Regions from separate parts of the Homo sapiens genome. Here all the other regions are linked to region 1. A link is a loop called in an ENCODE intact Hi-C map of the cell type or tissue named here. Cell type or tissue: endothelial cell of umbilical vein. All regions are shown on one strand.

Region 1 (8,000 bases):
ATTAACATCAGCATAAAATCCACTACATTTTATTTTACTAAGCAACTTTTCTATTGTGATGAATGACATAATGAACAGTCAAGAGATAACCTAAAAGTTAGAAGACATCCTTCAGATATGTTTATTCATTCAACAAATATTTATACTCATTTGTAAAGAGCCTAGAAATCTTACCTTGCTTTATTTAACTTTTCCCTATAATATTAAGCCTAATATGCAGCACGTGGAATATTCTTTTTAATCTCATGGCTCAGATGCTGTTCTTAGCCTCCCCAAATGTATATCCCGAAGTCCTCAATCAAAATTTCTTCAGGCCACATGTAAAGTGAGGAGAGATGTTGTGAAAACTGTCTCCTATGGAAACCGTATTACAGCTTTGTGTCTTTATGTGTAACCAGGAACAACATTCACTTACACAAATTGAAATTTTATGAGTAACACATTGTACTATGGGTCATGAATTTTATGTGATTTATAGCTTTGGATCTTCAGCTGAAGGTTTTACAATGTTTTATTTGTTAAACATTTTTTTCTGTTAATCTATTTTATGGAGTGTATCTTTGTAAATAGAGCTGCTATGATATTCTTCCCATTTTATTTCCCCTCATTTGCTTGCATATATAAACAAAAGGAAGATAGAGAACTATGAAATGGCAGGGCTGCTTGGATGCCTGAGTGATTGTGAAATGCTAGACTTAAGGATGTTGCTAGGAAGCTGCTGCGGCTCTCTCACTGTAAATTAGCCACTCATTACAGCCAGTCAGATAAACAACCTTGCATGGGATGACTGGGGGGTTTTCAGCTCTTTACATTATTTGCTGAAGATTGCTTTCCTACCCACATTTCCTTCGATTTGATTAAAATGCATATATTTCTCTTACTATCTTATCTTGTCATGCAGTTCTAAAGTGTGCTGCTAAGAAATCATCACATAGAATCACAGAAAGGATGATTTTATGATGGAGGAATATTCATCCCATATTTTCTTCATTTCTTTTAGCTTTTTCTTAGAATGGGTTTTTTTCAGTCTCCATAACCAAGAAGTATTTCTTTGTATCTCTCACCCAGGAGAGTTGTCTGTAGTTTAGTCAAAATTATTCCGTTTAAGCCTTGGTGTTGCTACCAATGTGAAGTTGATAGGTCAGTAGAGCTAGTCTCTCTCTCTCAATTCTCTAATCTTAGCAATGGTAATGATGGTATTTCCTGCATACTCCACCTCAACAGCTCATTCTCAGAGTCAGGTAAAATGTCACAGGAAAAGGGATTTTGAAAAACATATAGTACTGAGAAAATGAAAGATACCATAATGATGTTTCTGTTTTGTTTTGTTTTAGTTAACCCTCTAAACTATGATACTGTTCAATAGAATTTTCTGCCATGACCAAAGAAACACTTGAAAATGTGGCTATGAGCATGTTAAATTTGGTGGATGTAAGGAACTAAATATTTAAGTTTATTTAATTTTAACTAATTTAAATTTAAATGGGAACGTATAGGTAGAGGCTACCATGTCAGACAACAGAGCTGTAAGGCATTACATTTTTTTTAGTTACTACACACTAAGACTGTTTTTAAACACTTGAAAGTAATCAACCACTAACCTAATAATTTAGGTAAGTCCAGAAGAGATAAGAATTAATGAGACCTAGATTTCTAGACTTCTCTGGGGTAGACTATCTTAAATATATGTGTGTTTATATATATATATATGCTAATATATGCTATCTTAAAAACCTCTGAGATTAAGAAAGTAATTTATTAATGACTATATTGTCAGTAACTATATTTTATAACTATATTGTTAATAAAACAACTCCATATAGTTGACTTATATCATGAGAATACATATACACACATAAATAAAGTCTATTTATATAGTATATTCTGTCAGGTTCAGTGATTTTACTGTGGAATAGTTCATCAGTGAGTCAAAAAACTTAGATACAAGGTCTTACCTAGGATGCTTTTGTACATGACCTTGGTTGATTTACTCTTCTCCCAAAACACCATCAGTGATAAAATAAAATCTTGACTCTTCAGCTTGGCCTTCACAATCTACCTTCTTCTCTACATTTTTTCATCTTCTGTCACTCCATAACCCACAGTAGGCAACTCATCTATTTTTCAGCTTTTTCACATGTTCAATGAATAATTATCAAGAACATACTATGTACAATACATTTTGCTAGATACTAAGGATACACCAATGAACAAAATACCATGTCTGCCACTCATGGAAAATAGTAGAAAATATTGATAAAAATTGCATAATATTATGGACGATATTAGATTCGAATTATATGACATAAAAGTTGTGATTGGAAATTACAACTGGGGCACTGGTTTGGTTTGTGAGAGTCCCAGAAAGTCTTCTCTTTGAGTGTGACAGTTAGTCCTAAAGGTTAAAAGCATTTAGCCAGGATGGAACATTTAGGGGAGAAACGCGACATGACTGTCTTATGGTGCTACCTCTGCCTTTAGCCCTCCCCTTCACATGGTGAAATAGTTTGTTTGTCTCATCAAACTCCCATATTGCTACCTTTGAAAAACAGTCCAAGAACCTTCATCACTGCTAACCTATCTCTGTCATAGCATCTAAGTCTGACAAATTATAATTGCTTGTATTTATGGCAGTCTCCTCTCCAGACTTTGAGTCCCTCTAGAGAAACATGCTTTGTATTTATATCCTCTAGCATTTATTTATTGTGGGGCCCTGAATAAATGTGAGGAATAAAAAATAAATAACAAACTCCCTTCCCTTTCAGAGTTCAAATTAAAAAAGGGAAACAGCTTTGAAATAAATTTTTGTTACTCTACTTGATCCATGCTACAAGAGAGACCTGCCAAACTGCAATAGAATAATGAATAACAGCTTTTAGGGGTAGGAGTAGTCAGAAAAATAAGAAGCAGGTATCCAAATAAATATTTTGTATAGTCTGATAAAATCTACTCCATGATTATTTTAAAAAGAGCTACTAGAATAAAGATTGGTAAAAACAGCACAAATATAGTAAGGCAAATGTAATAAAAAGTAAAGATGAATGGAATCAGTGTCTATGGAAATAGATCTACTGTCAATATTATTGTGTCCATCAAAGACAGCCCTTAACTGTTGCTAACTAAATTTATAGCATGGGCAATCACTAACGTGAACCTGTTTCCTCTTCTATAAAATGCAGAGTGTGGATGGATGTGAGCAATGTTTTCTAAAGAATATTCCATATGGCTTCCTAGAATGTTAATACTAAAAAAAATGTTGGAAGCTCTGAATTCCGTATAATTCATTAGGTTTCTTTAGATTAGGACTTCCCAGAATCTATCATAGGCTAATAAACAGTGTGGCTTACTTGAGGGGCCCATCATACACTTTTCTCAAATCTATTTGAAACATGAAACCTGTGAATCATTTATGTATACAGTTACAATTTACAATAACATAAATAAAAGGAAAAGAATACGGTGCTATGAAATAGAATAACCCACTTTAGATTGGGTGGTCTGGGTACACCTCTCTGAGATCTGAAGTGTGAGATGAAGGATGAAAAGAAATCACAGAGAGGAAGGGACAAGCATTTCAGAAAGAGGAAGCAGTACGTGCATACCCCTGATGATGAAAAGTAACTTGGTTCATTCATTTTAGGTGCTGAAAGGTCACAGCGGTTTGAGCATCTGAAGCTCTGGGTCAGAAAAAGCCAAGTGGCAGAGGTAGATGTAAGCATGGGGCACACTAAGACAGTGCTGCAGTGTTCATAGTTAATCAAGGCATGACTTCATTGAGAAAGTCTTGATAAGAAAGAAAAAGGTCAGCTGAATCAAACAGTGTGCTTACTGATATGATTGATTTTTCCATGTGTCATCAGTACGTTATGTCATAGCAAATCTGTAACAACAGTTCATATTCTGGTACTTTAAGTAAAACTCCAGGAACCTGGACTTAATTCTGAGTGCAATGGAAAGCTACTGAGTTTAAGCAGAAAAGTGATATTCATTCTGAAAAAAAAAAAATCACTTTGAAGGTGTTAAAAACCAGAGATGGATGTTTCTGCCCTCACATTGCTTATGCCTGCATATATACAATGTAATGTTGCCCATTCTGTTGACAAATTTGACTGTACTTATGTCCAGTGAGAAATAAAATGGGAGTAAGAGATTCTCCTTTTCACAGTTTTAATGTCCCTTACACATTTTTAAAAGTGGGTATACAGGGCTCAATATCACCATTTTAATACTCTAATTTTTCATCCTTCCCTTTCATTTTTGGTCATACTATTTCTATTCTACCCCAAAGTGAAATGAATAGAAGACTTTTGGGCAGAATCTATTAGAGAATATCTCTTCTTTCTCTTAACTGTTCTACACTAAAATTATTCTAAAGAATGAATTTTAATTCTTCTATTCCTTGCAACACAAACTCTGAGTTTGGAAAGCTATATTTCCTTCTGTCTTATCATTCAATATACTTTCCCATACCCTGGAAGCAAAATATGAAGTGTTCAAGGACTGTGCTCCTTTCTCTTGAATGCTGTGAAGTTTCTTTACTAAGAGTAGCCCATTTAGAACTGTGTGCAGCACCATCTTGTGACAAATGAAGTAACTGCTTTTAGTGAAGAGCATGTGCACATTAGTGTCTGATCTGCATAATTCAACACCAAATTTAGAGGTTTTTATAAAATCAGTGAGCAGTGAGGAGCGGATATGGTATCTTGGCATTTCATGTTATTTTTCCATCAGAACTTGAAGTAAAAAATTGAAAACAATAACATTTGAATTATTCAATGCTAAAAATGTTCTCTAAAAAGTTATATCCCACTTTTACTAAAAAAAATTATATTAATGAAAAAGTAAGCTAGAGGTTAATGATGCACTTAAATATTTAATATCTCCAGGCTAAAGTTTGTAGATACTGAATCATAATCACTTTATGCTGGTGACATCGCAAGTGATGACCTTTTCCCAAGAGCCCTGCTCCACAAGCAAGATAAGTATTTAGTCTTGTGGCCAGGTGTGGTGGTTCACACCTGTAGTCCCAGGAATTTGTGAGGCAGAGGCTGGCAGATTGAGCCCTGAAGGGCAAGGCTGCAGTGAGCTGCGATAGTGCCACCGAGTGACAGAGCGAGATCCTCTCCCCAAGTTACTCTCTTCATTTTCAATGTACAATTTATAGTCAGCACACAGTTATTCTCAACTAGACATAACACATTGCTTTATGGAATAGAGGAATTTTCTGTGTATATGACTGGGAACACAAAGTCCTGATTTATTATCATGGCCCTTGCTCTGCTTAGCACCTTTGTCTGGAAAACATCTCCAAAAAACATAGAAACTTTTGAATTCTATAGAAGGGAAATATTTTCTTTATAAAATAGTGGAAAAATATTTTCTGCTAAATATTATTGAATGGTATGCATTATGTGAAATAGTGTTATTTGTAGATGTTGCTCTTTTAGTCATAAAGTTCTCAAATGCTGATTTAAGGATCCAGCTTGTTTGGACCTCACACAGAAAATTGAATAAAAATAGGTTAGCACTTCTAACTTAATAAATCTTTTAGTGAGTATGCTCAAGAAGGAAGAGAGACTTCAGATTATGCAAAATGTTGACCATAGAAGCAAGGAACAATCACAGCATTTCTCCATTGTTTCCCTTTTCTGGTGAAGTAGAATAAACCCCTGATTAAATAAATTCAACTGCTGACATTCAAATGCACACTTAAATGTTATAATTTTTTAAATTTCAATAGCTTTTGGGGTACGAGTGGTTTTGGTTACATGAATGAAATATATAGTGGTGAATTCTGAGATTTTAATGCACCTGTCACCCGAGTAGTGTACGTTTTACCCAATATGTAGTTTCTTCTTCCATAACTCCTTCCCACCCTGTCCCTTCTGAGTCTCCGAAGTCCATTATGTCACTCTGTATGCATTTGCATACTCATAGCTTAGCTCCCGCTTATAAGTGAGTACATATGATATTTGGTTTTCCATTCTTGAGTTACTTCACCAAGAATAATGGCCTCAGTTACATCCAAGTTGCTGCAAAAGGCATTATTTCATTCTTTTTATGGCTGAATAGTATTTCATGGTGTATATATACCACATTTTCTTTATCTACTCATTGGTCAATGGGCACTCAGGCTGGTTCCATATCTTTGCAACTGTGAATTGTGCTGCAATAAATGTACACATGTATGTGACTTTTTTATGCAATGACCTTTTTTCCTTTGGGTAGGAAAAGTACATCTACCATTCAATCCAGTAATTCCACTACTCCTCTTTATTTTTTGGCCGTACAATCCCTCTGGGTAGTGGAATTACTGGATTGAATGGTAGATGTACTTTTAGTTCTTTAAAGAATCTTTGTACTCTTTTCCATAGAGGTTGTACTAATTTACATTCCCAACAGCAGTGTGTAAGGGTTCTGCTTTCACCACATCCCTGACAACATCTATTGTTTTTTGGCCAATGGCCATTCTTACAGGAATAAGTCGTATCTCATTGCGGTTTTAATTTGCACTTCCTTGATGATTACTGATGTTGAGTATTTTTTATATGTTTATTGGCCACTTGTATATCTTCTTTTGAGAAGTGTCTATTCATGTTCTTTGCCCAGTTTTTGATGGGATTAAATGTATTTTTCTTGCTGATTTGTTTGAGTTCCTTCTAGATTCTGGATACTAGTCCTTTGTCAGATGCATACTTTTCAAATATTTTCTCCCATTCTTCATGAGAAGAAACAATCATGAGAGAAAGCTCTTTAGTTTAATTAGGTCCCATTTATTTATGCTCTTGTTGTATTTGCTTTTGGGATTTCAGTCATAAATTCTTTGCCTAGGCCAATGTCCAGAAGAGGTTTTCCAACGTTATATTTTCATGGTTCCAGGTCTTACATTTAATTCTTTAATTCATCTTGGGTTGATTTTTATATAAGGTGAGAGATGAGGATCCAGTTTCATTCTTCTACATGTGGCTAGCTAGTTCTACATGTGGCTAGCTAGCATTTAATAAATAAATACCCAATTTATTTATGTATTATTTATTAAATATTTAATACCCTATTTAACATTTAATAATTTAATATTTAATATTTAATTTAATATTTAATAAATACCCTATTTATTAAATAGGATATCCTTTTCCCAATTTATGTTTTTGTATGCTTTGTTAAAGACCAGTTGGTTGTAAGCATTTGGGTTTATTTCTGGGTTCTCTATTTTGTTCCATTGGTCTATGTGCCTACTTTATACTAGTACCCTGCTGTTTTGGTAACCCTAGCCTTGTAGTATAATTTGAAGTCCAGTAATGTGATGTCTCCAGAATTTTTGCTTAGAATTGCTTTGGCTATTCAGGCTCTTTTTTGCTTCCATATGAATTTTGGACTTTTGTTTCTAATTCTGTGAAAAATGATATTGGTATTTTGATGGGAATTGCATTGAATGTGTAGAGCACTTTGGGCAATATGATCACTTTCACAATATTGATTCTTCCAATCCATGAGCATAGGATGTGTTCACATTTGTTTTTGTCATCTATTATTTCTTTCAGCAGTGTTTTTTAGTTTTCCATGTAGAGATCATTCACTCCTTGGTTAAATATATTCCTAGGTATTTTATTTCTTTTGTAGCTGTTATAAAAGGGATTGAGGAATTGGTTTGATTTGCAGCTTGGTCGTTGTTGGCGCCTAGTAGTGCTACTGATATATACTGATATATACATCGATTTCTTAACCTGAGACTTTACTGCAGTCATTTATCAAATCTAGGAGTCCTTTGGAGGAGTCTTTAGGGATTTTTAGGTATACGATCATATTGTTAAACAGTGATAGTTTGACTTTTTTCAATTTGAATGCCCTTTATTTATTTCTCTTGCCTGATTTCTCTGGCTAGGATTTCCAGTACTGTATTGAAACAAAATAGTGAAAGTGGGCATCCTCATCTTGTTTCAGTTCTCAGGGGAATGCTTTTGATTTTTCCCCATTCAATATAATGTCAACTGTGGGTTTGC
Region 2 (8,000 bases), 530 kb before region 1:
TGCCATGGTGGCAGGGATGGAGATTATGAATAAGCTTAGTAACATGGACTTTCATTCACCAAGGCTGACCTGATTGTGGCCATTGCTGAGTGCCTAATCTGTTAGCAGCAGAGACCAACAGAGTCCACCATTCACTGCTGGTGATCAGCCAGCTACCTGGTGCTAGGTTGATTATATTGGACCACTTCTGCCATGGAGGGAATATCATTTTGTTCTTACTGAAATAGACAGTGTAGATATGAATTTGCCTTCTCTGCATACAATGCGTCTGCAAAAACTACCATCCATAGATTTCTAGAATGCCTTATCCAGCATCATGGTATTAGACACAGGATTGCTTCTGATGCAGCTGGTTTGATAGAATGGTGGAATGGCCTTTTGAAGACTCAGCTACAGCACCAGCTATGTAACAATACCTTGCAGGGCTGAGGTGAAGTTCTCCATAAAACTGTATATGTCTGAATTATCTTCCAGCATATTGTGCTGCTTCTCCTATAGCCAGGATTTATGGGTCAGGAATGAAGGATGGAAATCAGAGTGGAACCACTCAGTATTACTCCTAGTGACCCATTAGCAAAATTTTTGCTTCCTGTTCCTACCACCTTATGCTTTGCTGACCTAGAGGTCTTAGTTCCAAAGGGAGGGATGCTTCCATTAGGAGACACAACATGATTCCATTGAGCTGGAAGTTAAGACTGCTATCCAGCAACTTTGGACTCCTCATGCCTCTGAATCAACAGGAAAATAAGGGATTTACTGTGCTGGCAGGGGTGAGTGATCCTGACTACCAGTGGGAAATTGAACTGCTACTCCACAATGGAGGTAAGGAAGAGGATTCCTGGAACACAGGAGATCCCTAAGGTTGATTAAGATCAATGGAAAATGACAACAACCCAATCTAGACAGGACTGCTAACAGCCTAAGTCATTCAGGAATACAGGTTTGGGTCATCTACCAGATAAAGGACCACACGCAGCTGAGGTGTTTGCTGAAGGCCAAGGAAATACAGAATGAGTAGTGGGAGAAGATAGTTATAAATAGCAGCTCGGACCATGTGACCAGTTATGGAAATTAGGAGTATTTCCTCCTTAGCTTGTTCTGAATATGTGTGTGTGTGTGTGTGCATAGATAGATAAATGATAGATGATAGATAGATAGATAGATAGATAGATAGATAGATACATAGATTTACCATAAGAAATTGACTCATACAATTATGGAAGCTGAGACGTCTAAGATCTGCTGCCAGCAGGCTGTATACGTCCCTTTGTTTTCTTTCCTTTCCTGTTCCCTTTTCATGTAACATAACATGTATTGACTTTATATCATATAATTTGTTTATTTATTTATTTATTTATTTTGAGACAGAGTTTCACTCTTGTTGCCCAGGCTGGAGTGCAATGGTGCCATCTCAGCTCACTGAAACCTCTGTCTCCTGGGTTCAAGTGATTCTCCTGCCTCAACCTCCTGAATAGCTGGAATTACAGGCATGTGTCACCATGCCCGGCTAATTTTGTATTTTTACTAGCGATGGGGTTTCACCATGTTGGCCACGCTGATCTCAAACTCCTGACCTCAAGTGATCTGCCTGCCTCAGCCTCCCAAGTGCTGGGATTACAGGTGGGAGCCACCATGCCCAGCTATATCATAGTATTTAAGTATTGTTAATTTTACATCTCAGTACTTAAGTTATAGGATATCAAGGATAAGAGTAAACACCCCTTAAGGACTTTGCCTCCTCTTCTGGGGAAGGGGTTGGTGCATTTTCAGTTCTGTGCAGGGTAGTTTTATCACGTTAGATGTTATTTTCTTTATTTGGAGATAAAATATGTTTAAGAAGATGCATATGAGTGCCAAACTGGCGAGGAGTAGATTTGTGATGGTTAAACTTTTGTGTCAACTTGACTGGGCCAAGGGGTACCCAGAAAAATCATAATTTCTGGGTGTGTCTGTGAGGGTGTTTCTGGATGAAATTAACATTTGAACTAGTAAACTGAGTAAAGCAGATTGCCCTTCCCAATGTGGTTGGGCCTCATCCAAATCTGCTGAAAGACCTGAGTAGAATAAAAGGCTGAGTAAGAAAGAATTCTTTCTCTCTGTCTTTGAATGGGGACATTGGTCTATTTCTGTTTTCGAACTCACACGGAAACTTATGCATCAGCTGTCTTGGTCCTCAGGCCTTCAAAATCAGACAGGAACTTACATCATCTGCTCACCTGGTTTTCAGGCCTTCAAACTTGACCTGGAACTATACCATCGGCTCTCCAGAGTCTCTAGCTTGCTGACTGCAAATTTTGGACTTCTCAGCCTCCGTAATTATGTGAGCCAACTCCTATGGCAAATTTATCTATCTGGATGTCTGTGTATCTATCCATCTACCTATCTATCTATTTATCTGTCTATCAATCAATCACCTACCTATCTCCTATGGCTTCTGTTTCTCTAGAGAACCCAGACTAATACAGATTTGAAAGGAAAAAAATGGATCTTAGTATATCCAGATTTTCTAAAACATGATCCTTTATGTTGATAGAAATTGTGTGCTTTTTTTGACATAAGATGCAGAGGAATAATAGTATCAGGATATTTTTTAAAAACTGCAAACAGACCAGTTTCTGTTTCCTACAGGAACTACTTTGTAGATCCTTTTAGAACAGCCTGAGTGAGATATTGGGGGTGTTGAATGGTAGAAAGCATTGATTTGGGTTGATATCAAATATATTTTTTTAAACAGGGGAACCTTCTCTTCCATCCCACTACACTACTACACTCTGCATAAAGTCACCTTTTGTGGAGGACAAAGGTCTCTGCAAAATATTTTGAGGGAAAAGATAAGAAGGGTATATTTGTATTGGATATAGATCTTCTACCTATATATCTGTATAGGTTGAAGAAAAGAAAAGAATAAAATACTTTAAATATAGATTTTGCTGTTACAGACCGGAAATGATGAATGCAGAAAGCTGAGGATCCAAAGCTGTCAGAAAAATCTGACTTAGCCTCATTAGATATTTAAGAAATAAAACATAAATAGATCACAGCAGAAAGGCTTTCATTTCTGAGGGACTGCTAGGCACAGATTTTGTGCATCTTCTCTGTTAACTGGGTCATCATTGATTAAAGAGTTTTTCTAGTGCACTTGGCATACTCATTCAGTATTAAACTGAACTCAATTCAACTGAACTCATGGGGCTCCAGCAGAGGGCGTGATTCACAAATGCTGGAGCAGGGGACTCTAGCAGAATATGTCTAGAAAAGCAAAGATGGATCTGGAATTTCCAGACTATTTCAACCTTTTCCTTTAGCAGCGTGCTATATTCAGGTAATCAGTAATTCAAGCTAATATGAAAGAACAATGAGAAGCAGTAAGCTGTATTTTTGGAGAGATATTAATTATTGTATAAAATATTTTAAAATATTCACTGGAATGGGGTTTTAAAAATAAATTGCGTTTTTCTTTAAAATGCATGGAATGTGTCTTCTTTTATCAACATTAGCTGCCTTATTGATATTGAGTCCAGAAGCTGAGGGAAGAAAAATAAACATTTTTTAAAAATGCCAAGTTTACAGCATATCTTAGGGAAGAAAAGTGACTGTAGTGAGCAAGTATCTATAGCTTGATAAGAGTTTTTAATAATGAATTCTAAACATCAGTAAATAAAACACCATTGAATAATAATGAACTTTGCTCCTTAGGTAAGTGTCTTAAAATACATATTTTGCACTTAAAACATCCAGATGTCAAAAATATTCAGGGACTATAGGGAAACTGATTGAGATGTTTAGGAATTAACCCCCATCATCAAGACCGCTTGGCCCCTTCTGATCTCAGAACAGCTTTCATAAAAATATTCTACTGTGAGTGCATGTCAGGGGTCTTCATGTCCAAGATAGGTTGAACTTCACGATGACTAGAATAAAACATTTCCCATAAGCGCTTCCTCTCTCCCATCTCCTGACTCAAGACCCCAACATTTGGTCTTGATGTTTCTGAGGACTATGGGTTTGAGTTGTTAGTTTTAACCTATAAGTATTTGGCCTTCAGCCCTGACTCTCTCCTACTGTGCATAGGAAGGAAACCAAAAACATTCAGCTCACATTGAGCAGTAATGCTTAACATATTAAAGGCAAAGTGATACTTTTAATGGTAATTTTTGATAATGTTATTGATGGTAGCGATGATGATGATGAAGGACAACTCTAACAAATAGAAAAAAAAAAAGAACAGAAGAGAGCATAAAAAGTACCCAATAGAATGGCAATAGGCTAGATATGTTTGAACTGAGACCCTAGACCTCAATGAAAACAGAATAATTTCAATCTCAATTACATCTATCAATGTATCTAGTTCCTGGGATTTTTTTCTTCCCTGGGAGAAGACACACTTTCAAATTCCACTTTATGAGAGTACTAAACAATTGCAGAGGCAGCAGCTCTGAGCATTCCTTTGAAGTATGTACTAAAGAGGCATTTCAAGCACTGCTAAGAGTATGCTGCACCATCATTAAAAGCCAACATTAAAATTCAGAAATCAAAGGCATGTTTACACCAGGCTAAACCATTTTTTTCTTACACATTAAAAGAACATCAAGCTATCCAAAATGATTTAGTGAAAAAGTTCTTTTTTTTCTTGTTTACCCATCAACTAAGAAAGCACTGGGCCAATGTTATTCTAGTTATCTCAGCATTTTTAGCATTCTCTTTGTATAAATTTTTTAAAAGGGCAAACTTCACATATACAATATCATACTTGGTATAAGAAATAGACTATTTGAGGAAACCAAAATTATACTTAAAACATACTAGGAAGAAAATAATGGTTATTGCTCTCCAAGATAGAATGGAATATGAGGTGCACTGATTTCTAATTCCAAACTGAATCCCATTTTTCCCTATGGCCTTAAGTTTTAATTGCCATTAGATTTCTCTATCCTACTTTTTCATATTTTATAAAGAGTTCTTGTAAATGACATGCTGTGGTGGCTGTGGAAATGTCCTGCTCAGATCTTCATAAAAACCTCCTGTGGGAGGGTAGTTGATCAACAATTTCTAGCTGCTCCCCTCCTGAGCACTGAGGCCACACATCCTATAAGCTGCTCCCAGACAATGGTCAAGCACAGCAGGGTAGAACCAGTCCATGCCTGCTCAAAGTGACGCCTCCTCTAATGAACGCATTTTCTTTGAAGCGCCCTCCACCACCTTAGTGTGCCCAAGAGTTTTTCAGAACAGTTCTGCAGTCTGAAGGAGTCCTTCCTTCCCAGTCCTTCCTTTTCTTTTCATTCTTTCTTCACAGTCATGATGTTTCCATCTCGGTCTGAAGGCTCTTCCTTCAAAGGCAATACACCCGCAAATCCCTTGGACATCCAATCCTGTCCTGGTGTCTACTCAGAGGACCCAAACTGACACAGAGAGTGGTCTGAGAAAACAGGTGACAAGAAGGGGGTTGTGGGGACTGGATCATTCCCTCTCCAGTTGGCAAATAAAGTACCATACTGGACTTAGCAAGATGTCTGGCTTTTGAACAGAAATCTTCATATCACCAGCGATGAGAGAGAATTAAATATGGGCGATGATGAGAAGGGCAAGAAGATTTTTGTTCAGAAGTTCTTCCTGGTTTAGTCTTGGGAGGGTGTATGTGTCCAGGAATTTATCCATTTCTTCTAGATTTTCTAGTTTATTTCCTTGGAGGTGTTTATAGTATTCTCTGATGGTAGTTTGTATTTCTGTGGTATGTCTTGTGACTTTTTTTATGTGTGCCATGATTTAATAGATCTCATACATCAGAATTCTGATCATGAATGACTGACAGAATATTTTTCTTGGGCAGTCCTGACTTAACTAAGACTGGCTTGTGGTTAAATTAATATGTTTGGTTTTTTGAACGTTAATAGTAATTCTGATTCAGTAAATGCTATCGCTGTTTTCGTCTTCTGAAGATATGACTGGACTTTGTTAATAATGTTCAACTTTCCACAAAGACGGTGCATGCCATCTTAAAATCTATTAGAGATTGGTTTTATATTCAGATGTATATACTTGTTATATGACTATATTTAAATACTGGGGAAATCCCCCCTTTTTCTCAGAACCAAGCAAGACTCATTTGTGTTTTGTGTTATTTGCCTCCTAAAGGCTGGGCTGAAGATAAGGTGGCAAAGTCTACTTTATCTTTTTGGTTTTAACTATACCAACCTAATTAGAATTTCCTGTATCTAAAATGGTTCCTTGGCCAGGTGTGGTGGCTCATGCCTGTAGTCCTAGCAGTTTGGGAGTCCAAAGTGGGTGGATCATTTGAGGTCAGGAGTTCAAGATCAACCTGGCCAATATGGTGAAACCTCATCTCTACTAAAAACACAAAAATTAGCCAAGTGTGTTAGCACATGCCTGTAATCCCAGCTACTCAACAGGCTGAGGCAGGAGAATCGCTTGAACCCAGGAGGTGGAGGTTGCAGTGAGCCGAGATCGCACACCACTGACCTCCAGCCTGGGCAACAGAACAAGACTCTGTCTGGAAAAAAAAAAAAAGTTTCTCGTACTTATTGAAAGGCATTTTAGTGTGGTGTGTGTGTAATATCAAATAAAGAATATTTAACACTTGAAAAGGAAATACATCATCTGAAACGCAAAGCATAGATAATTTCTGAATAAGGTGGCAGCCCAATTGCTGCTGATTTCAGGAGTGATGACTTAGGAGAAGTCCCCAGGGAGAGGAATGTCCTTGGTGTGAGGATCAAGGCATTTGAAAGACACAGAGTGCACAATGCCTGTAAGGACAGCAGAACTGACTATTTACTACTAAGTTGAAGTGTTGCTTTATAGAGGTATAACGATAAATGATAAGGAAGTTGACAAATTCGTAAAGTTAGCTGTGATAGCCAGAGGCCCTTTGTGGTAGTTTAGGAAGAAGCCCTTACTCCCTGCAATGGAAGAGCTGATAGTTGCTGAGAAGCAGACCCGGGGTTTCATAGTGAGAACTACAGAGGCTCCAGAGACATTTTAACGTTCAGCAAAGACAGTACAGGTTTCCCTTAAGGTTAGGGCTGTGGTTAGGATCTCTGGAACCCTACCAGATAGAATTGGAACACCTGAGTCAACGCTGACCGGGATGGCTTTAAAACCCCTGAGGTCCTCTCATAATCCAGGAAAGTCTTTCTTGAGGACTTAGAAGCCACTCTTTTGACATGTAATTTCGAGGAAAGATAGTGCACCTATCTTTCAGTTTCTGTGTGCGAATGGGAGCCTAACTTTTATGGGCACCAATTAGCAAACATGGATGGCCTAATAATTGAGAAAAAACATTTGCAAACTCAGGATTAGCACATCCCACTGATCAACCGCCCAACCCCCACCCCATGTCCTCCAGCACTTTTCCAGTAGATCATCCCAGTTCTGAAAATTCCTCCTTCTCTTTGTTTCAATAGAGTTGACTTCAGACGACCTCTCTCTTCTGTTTTAGCAGCTTTGAATAATGTCTTCTTTGCCTTCCAGTGCAATTTTTACTTTGACCATATCCCTGAGAATTGTGGCTTTTCAGACCCCTCTGACCCTCAGAATTTGCAAAAGGGAGAAGGCTGTCCCTCCCTAGTAAGAGCTAGTACTGCTCCCCCACAGGAAAAAGCTACAGAGCAGCCTCTCCTTTGCAAGACGACAGGTGACCTTCTCAAGAGTTGCCCCTCCTGCCTATCCTGATTATAAAGCTGAAAACTGTGACTGAATTCTAGCACAATCTAACTGGAGACATGCTGGGCTGATAAGGGAGAAATGAGTTTATAAACTGAAGGAGTTTCAGGTATATGCTACAATGTACAAACAGTAGCCAAGGGATCACCCCTGGGGTTAGGTTTGAGGGTGCTTGATCACGGAAGCCAGAGTGAAAGACTGAATAAGAACAATGGACTTGGCAGCACTTTTTTTGAGACATTTTATTTTATACCCTGGTAAGGACCCCAGAATACAGAACAAACTTTCTGCTAAGAGTGGCTCTTAAAAGCCAGGAATAA
Region 3 (8,000 bases), 460 kb before region 1:
ACTATAATCTGTTTTTCTCCTTAGAAACAAAAATGCAAAATAGAATTTTAAGAAGTGATTGAAAATTCTGTTTGTTTGTATGTACCTCTGCCTACTATCTCCAGCAAGGTTTTAAAATTTAAAGATATTTGTTTCTTTTCAGGCATTTCCTAGTTTATCATTGAGACTTGTCTCAAGAATTTCCTAAGTTTGATATTTGAATATAAGAATCCATATTCCCATACAGACATTACAAATTTGTGCAATAAATTATGCAGTAGGGGTATAGTACTAATATTGTTGTCAGATTTGAGAAGAAATTTTGATGCAAAAAGAAGGAAGATAAGGCAAGTGTTTCCCTGATTTTGCTGGGGAGAAGTTTCTCTAGTAAGTTTTTGAAATCGTTGATATTTGTCTTCCGCCAGAGAGAGTGAACTTTTCGGTCACACCGATCTGGTTTTGACTCCCAACCCACTCTTTAGCAACTGTACACTGCTTTTCTCATTTGAAAACAATGGGAGTCAGTAATGCCTACCTCATAAAATTGTGATTATGAGGAGTGAGATATGTAGGAGCCCAGTAACTTACTCTTCTTCCTCTTGTGATATTATTTGCCACATCACCACTCTTCTCATGGGCTTTACTGTCAACAGCTGTTTCTTACTGTCTTTGAGCTTAAATAGTCTTTGACAATGAATTTAACTCTATTCTCTTCTCAAGGTATCCCCACTCTTCTCAAGGGCTTTACTGTCAACAGCTGTTTCTTACTGTCTTTGAGCTTAAATAGTCTTTGACAATGAATTTAACTCTATTCTCTTCTCAAGGTATCCCCACTCTTCTCAAGGGCTTTACTGTCAACAGCTGTTTCTTACTGTCTTTGAGCTTAAATAGTCTTTGACAATGAATTTAACTCTATTCTCTTCTCAAGGTATCCCCACTCTTCTCAAGGGCTTTACTGTCAACAGCTGTTTCTTACTGTCTTTGAGCTTAAATAGTCTTTGACAATGAATTTAACTCTATTCTCTTCTAAATCTAGATGTGTTCAAACCTACAGTTCTACTTAGAGTCTTTTTTCTTCATAAATGCGTCCCTATCCCATTAGGAGTTTATTAGCCAGTTGGATAGAGTTATACTAATGGGTGAACAGTTGATAATCATTTCACGATCCTAAGATATCTACATATTTCTTAAGGATATGTATAAAAACACAATTATTCTTAATCTGGTGGAATTTTAACCAATATAATAACCACATGAAGTGAAACACATAAACATTGTGTGGGAAACCATTTGAGGACAGGAAATCCACCCTCAGGGTAGCTAGGATCAAGTCTTGCAAAGGATTTAACTTTTCCCCCATTTCTTCACTTTTTCAATTTCGTCGGTAGCAGGTTCTCTAAAGCCACAAGGAATTTTTATATATATTCCAGTGGTAGTAGGATCCCTTCCCGAGAATAGGGAACAAGAAAGAAATTGTTAATAGTTAGTCAATTGTATATCAGATGTGTATAAGTTAGAAACGGCTATTTAGGAAAATGTGTTCCTAACTTATAGACATCTGATATACAATTGACTAATTGAACTGAATGCTGTTAAACAACCAGTCATCAAGGAATTGCTAGTAACCCACAGGACTGGATTTGTGGAAACAGAATAGTTATGTTTCTGAATATTTTCTTTATTTTATGTAGAAGAAACCCAGATGGTGTAGTTAGTGTTAAAAAAAACTTCTTAAAAGAATAATTTTAAAAATGTAAAGGTAATGTGAGTAGGATGTAAAATGATGGACATGTATAAAGTAGATTAAAATGCATAACCTACATAATGAGTCAGATTAGTCAATTGATTATAAACAAAAGAAAGCTGTCATACTTTTTGATGGGATTCTATAATCCAATTCATAATTTTTAGTATGACATTGAATGGAAGACATTAATTTCATCAATTGGAAAATCACAATTTACTATTTTCAAAGATAAACCTTAATTATTAGACACTAATATTCAATCAATTTATATTTATTAAATTAAAATAATTTTAATTCAAGAGCAAACTCACAATGAACAAAAATAGCTACATTATAAAAATGATTTATTATCTATGTTTCAAAATCGTCCATCCTTTGTTTTGTCAACTTTGGTTTTACCTGATGCGATTTTTAGTTCTATTCCTCTTCTGGAAAAGTTGAGAAATGTGTACAGAATATAAAATAGCATAATAAGAAGAAAGAAACAAAGCTAGAAATAAATTTAAGAAAAGACAGGTTTTTTTTCCATCTTGCCAATCTCTTTGAATAGAATTCTCATTTTGAAAGCCTGTGCAAGTGTTGTCAATATTTTAAATGCAAACAAATAACATTTTATAAGAAATATTAAAAAAGAAAACCAAATCCAGGGGACATTTACCTATGATGGAATCAGTCTAACATCTCTGCAAAACATGATTACATCTAAGGTTCTGTCTATGGAAATTTTAGGCAGTTAGAAATTAGGTGAATAATTCAAATGAATCTAGTTATTTGGAGTTATCACAACAAAACATCCGGTGCTGGATTAAATTCTGTATTCTTAACTTGGTATCTAAGTGTAGTGCAGAGATATATAGCCTCACATTTGGTTAGTTTCTGAAAAATGAATTAAATTAAAACACACAACAGATCTTTTCTTCTTGCTGGGCTGTATCTGCATATCATAAAATGTGATAAAACAAAAAATGGAGAGGTTTTGATAAGCTGGTTCTAAGAATCCGTATTTTAATATATCTTTTCCAGATACTTGAAACATGTATTTACTCATTTCTTTCTCTTGAAACAGACTTCAAGAAATAAAACATCAATTCTATTAAATTGAGCTAAATCTGCATAAAGGCAAACTTTTTTTTAACAAATAAAGTGTATTTAGGACTTTATTATCTGAGGCTGGATCTTAGGTAATTTCAAGACATCTAATAATTTCCACCACATTCTTTATTTTGCCTCTCAAAAGAGTTTTTTATTGGTCTGGTCTTTCCAAATATATCTCTTGTAATTCTCCTTCAAACACTTTACATGGAAGCCCTCTCAGTCCATTCACTCTGGCTCCCTTTGGTTTGGCTTTTTTCTTTCCAACTTTACTAAGCTCTCTTTTATCCCATCACTTTCTTGTATCTAAATTAAAGTTATCTGTAAAGGCCTAGCTCAGAAATCACCTGCTTCATGCATTTTTCCTCATTCTCCCATTCAGAAGTGACCTCTCCTATGTCTGGACTCTTGTAGCACATACTCTGTCGTTATTGGAAGCAAAGCCTATGTTTTCTCCTTGGTAACTTCCTTAAAAGCTTGTCCCGGAACCATGTTTGAACAATATTTAATGAATAAGTAATAATAATAATAATACATTAATACTTCTTTCCTTTAACCAATCAAAACATCTGAATGATTTAGTAGATAATTTCACTTTTTAAATCAAGCTTTGTGTTTTATACAAATCATAAATTTCTCAACAAGAAGTCCACTTGATATGGAAGCTTTTTTTCCATGTTCTTTGTCAAAGAAACTTTAGGGAGTCATTTTTTTTAGCTTTTAAAATCAGAGATAACTTTACTCTGTCATACTGTATAGAAAAAGGTGATCATTCAACTATATTTTTTAACCCCAATCTCCCAAAACACTGGTTTGATTGAAGGAAATATTTAATGAGAATACACTAACCATCAGAGATTATAAGCTTATGAATTTCAAAAAGTTCATAATCACAAATATTACATATATATTTAAAATGAAAGTGACAAAAGAAAATAATATGTAGAGTAACATTCTGTGGGAGCCAGCACTATTACAGACTCTAGAACTTGTCCTGATCCCATGTTTGTATGTAGGTAGTTGGAGAGCTCTGGGTTATATTTAAGTGTAATATATCTCTATTTTTTATGTTATTGAGGGAAATAATATTTTAAACACACTAAGTATAATCTTCCATAATTTTATAATTTCAAAATCAAAAATTTAGAAATATTCAACTTCTGCTTTATTCTTCCAACTCTTTTAATTAGAGTTTCAGAAACCAAGGACCTACTATGTGTGAATGTATTACACACCTGTGTATTACATATGAAAAAAGTTTATATAAACATTGAGAGGCTTTTCTTAGTAATAAGATACATCTTTGGGGCCATTTTTTATGAATTACATTTTTGTGTCTACTTTCTTTTTGAAATCTTAAGTGTATTACTAAGTACCAAGTAAAGGAAAGAGTGGATGCTATAAATATATGATAGAATCAGCTCACTCATAGAAAGGGTCCTGTGCCCTAAAAGAATAAATCTTAGAACGTTGAATCATTTTTGTAACTCAATTAATTGAGGGGGCATTTCAGGTAAACAAATGTTACCTTCTGTGATGCAATTCAATCTGTTTTAAATTATTCTTTGACCATTTCACTTTCTTTGGCTGTTAGATGGTTCAACATCATTGTGTTTTATTACTCCATTGTGGCTAACCTTAATTAAATCGGTAGTGTCTCTTTGACTGCACATCTGTCTTCAATTAGTTTGCTCTGTTGGCTTTTCTTCCCTCTACCACACAGTACTTAAATATGCAAAGCTATCACTGTACTTACCACATGATGGCAGCACTTTGCTCTGAGAGCACGGATTAAATTGTAGACTTCACTTTTACTACTTTTATATCACATCCAGTTATCTGAAATTTAAAAGGCAAGGTCTCTGCCTATCCTACTAAATTCCAAAAAATTAGTGTTTGGAATGTAAATAGGTTGCTGTCTATGATGTTCCATTATTGGTTTTATATCTTTGGTCCAGCACAGAGCTATTTCCAAATATTCTGAGGAGTAATTTATTATGTAGGTAGCTTGTACTTTCCCAAATTACTTGGTTAATACAGTAGTAAATATCTTCCTAGATACAGTCTCTAAAATTTTAAGATTAACCGAAATAAAAAGCAATCAATAATTTTGTTTATTCCAATACTTAATGATGGAACGGAAATAACTACCTAGCAGTTTTAGAAATCAAGTATTTGGGAATTTTTACCCCCTGTAGCTAGCTTTAATTTAGCTAGTATTTACTTCAGGTACCTTTCTCCTCTCTTTCTTTGTTTCTTTCTCTGTCCATCCCTCTTTCCTTTCCTTCTTCCCTCCTCCTGTCTCTGTCATCTACCTGTTGTTATTGCTGTTACTGTTTTTGTTTTTTGATATTTTTACTAAAGGGATTTTGCAGTTTTATCTCATGTTTTAATTTTCTTTTGAACGTGGACCTGAAAATTTCAGGTTTTAAGTGTCATTGTGCCAGCATTATTTGGAATGTTTTCCCTTGAATTATGTACAATCACACTTCATGTATGTTTTCTATTACAGTTCAGGGGTTCTAGTTTAAGAAGAGGTACTGCATCTTAAAAGTAATTTAGAAGTTTAATTTTTTTCCAAATCTACTTCAGTATAATTATTATCTATTTGGGAAAATCTAAAGCAAACTGGACACTAGAAAAATGGGCTAGCTTCAATAGAGCTATTTGTAGTTTTCACACACCACCAAATCACAAGTTTTCACAAATACAGGTGTTGAAACTCTGATATCTCTATCAGTCATTTGTAAGTCGTTAGGCATGGAAGTTGAAGGAAGGATGTCATTGACAATTTCTTTTTTAAATGACAAATTATTAGATGACTATTAGTCATTACAGATATATTTTATATATATATGTAAACAATATATCTATTATAAAGGTATGACAAGTCATGAGAAATGGAATGTTGCAGGCTTTTTTCTTATAAAAATAAAAATATTTCCCTTAAGATATGTCATATTCACATAGTAGCTCCTTTTAGAGAAGAAGATGAAGACGGGTTGCCTCCATTTGCTGTGTTCCAGAAAGATGGTAAATCTCGTATATTCACAGTTTTCTCTCTCCATGCACATTGGCCTTATGACTGAATTCTTAATGACATCTTAATGAACAATTTAGTTTGTTTATAATGATTCATTATCTGGCTTTATAGATAATAAGATCAATGATCACTTCAGGAAACAGAAGTAATCGTATAAAACAATGTAACAAATGAAAATGAAGTTAGCTTAACTAATAGCACGGTATAGAGGAATTTTTTCTTACATGAAAAAATACATGTTGGCTCCGTATACTATAATCCTTGCTTTTAAAAGGAAATCATAATGTTGCCTTTTAAGTAGGTCTTCCTTTTTTTGAGGGGTTTTTAGTTCAGAAGTGATTTTGGAAGAAACCACTTAAAATATAGTTTAAGTGAGAATTAAAATTGTATAGTAAATAATGAAAGAAAGTTTGACTAAGACATTATCATAGATGAAAATTAAGAAAGTAAATTCATTTTGTCTTTAATAAATTCAGGCCGTAATTCCAGCTATGTTCGAATAAATAGAATGAAAAAAGAATGTATCCAGTGCTGAGTTCCGGTTTGGTGCTATAAAATGCAAATACAATAATGATCTTTATCTTTAAAAGATTAATAGCATGGGGGATCATATGTGAAAGAAAAAACATTCAATTTTGAGCTACATCAAATTTTCATGGGCGATTTTTAATTTTTCAATCTTCCTTTTATTCTCTTTTGAAGCAGAAGCATTTTCTTTCTTGCTGTTTGCTTGCACTACACTTGCATTAGGCTGTCAGATAGGTATTTCCAACTGACAATTGGAGAAAAAAAAAACTCAAGCAGGAATAAAGACTACTGTAAAACATGCAGGTTTGTTTGAGTAAAAAGTCATTCTAAAAATAGTCATTTTGAAAAAAGTTCTTACATAATCCTGAAACTGTGAGAACTTACATCACGACTGCTTAGATAACAAGAATGCTGTCCTTAAATGGAATCCGAACATTTTGAAAATTCATTAAATTTTGCCCAAATGAAAAAGGTTGAGCACATTTCCAGTTTGTTTTCATATTATTCCAATTTGGTCAATGGCCACGAAGTAAAGAGGAAGTTTGGACAGTTATTTGATAAATGCACGTCTGGTCTCATGAGACCTAACCTCTCTAGCTAATGTCATTAATCTTTCTCCAAACAGATTATATTAATGATCTATTAATCTATAACAATCATTTCATCAATCTTTCTCCAAATAGATCCTTAAAAAATACTTTCTGTCTATATATAGATGGTTATATTGCAGTGGATTGTACAGGTTATGATAGAACCAGAGGCAGAACAAATAAATTATAATTAATTATATTTTCCAGATATTTTTAAACATGATGATGTTTGGTTGCACCTAAATGTAAATCAGTGACCAATTGCATTTTTCTTTTTCCTCTCAGTTGAAGATAGACAAAACTCACTTTTCTGACTCTTCATAATTTTTTCCAGATACCTTTAAATTGATTATTCAATAAATATTACTAGCATGAGAGATTCATGAAGACAGTAATATTTGTCTATTTTGTTTGCTGTAGTATCACCAACACCTTGAAGAGGTTCTGTGACATTATTTGCACTAAAAATAATATCAGCAAATGTATGTAAAAATGATGACCTAATAAAAGTAATTCAGATCATATTTTTCATAAATGATAAGCACGTTTGCAAATATCCTTTTGGCATTAAATATTTTGAAACTCATCAAATTATATACTTGAAATTGAGGATCAAGTATTTCGTAAGAAGCTTTCCATTTTTCCTCAAATTTGAATGAAAGTGATAATCTTCAGTTTTTCTATTGTTATGCCAATACAATTAATTTCCACTATATGGGATCAGTAATGTAGATAATGGAAGATGAAATTAATTGATAATTTATAAACAACTGTTTTTCTATAAATGTTACTTTCAAGATAAGAACAAAAAATTTTATTCTACCTTTATAACACTTCTGTCACTCTACTTCAGCTTGGAAGCAGCTTGATTAAAGCTGATAGGCAACTTATGAAATTTCAAAAGGAAAAAGTAACAATTACGGATGTGTAAATATAATTTAATCTATATCATTCCCAATAAAATAAAAAATTGCTATATAAATTGAAAAAATGTCATTTGTCAATCTTAATAATTATAAAT

The links. Peaks named below come from ENCODE experiments on the same cell type or tissue, not always from the same donor. Only the 100,000 strongest peaks of a DNase experiment are listed, where the experiment ranks them.
Region 2: it touches region 1 in a loop (22-fold over the local background); 9 of 110 quality-filtered maps call a loop at or near these places.
Region 3: it touches region 1 in a loop (12-fold over the local background); 44 of 110 quality-filtered maps call a loop at or near these places.

The regions. Positions count from the first base shown.
Region 1 is chr7:83,266,839-83,274,838 of GRCh38, forward strand. No RefSeq gene overlaps it. Among named protein-coding and RNA genes, the nearest start is that of PCLO, 110 kb to the left of the region's middle. In endothelial cell of umbilical vein, no CTCF peak of the experiment used is centred here; a DNase peak (open chromatin) is centred at 4,563.
Region 2 is chr7:82,737,241-82,745,240 of GRCh38, forward strand. No RefSeq gene overlaps it. Among named protein-coding and RNA genes, the nearest start is that of CACNA2D1, 300 kb to the left of the region's middle. In endothelial cell of umbilical vein, a CTCF peak has its summit at 3,204 (motif pointing right); a DNase peak (open chromatin) is centred at 3,221.
Region 3 is chr7:82,806,267-82,814,266 of GRCh38, forward strand. All of the region lies in intron 20 of PCLO (piccolo presynaptic cytomatrix protein), which reads right to left. Among named protein-coding and RNA genes, the nearest start is that of PCLO, 350 kb to the right of the region's middle. RefSeq lists an enhancer at 1-87. In endothelial cell of umbilical vein, a CTCF peak has its summit at 4,564 (motif pointing right); a DNase peak (open chromatin) is centred at 4,595.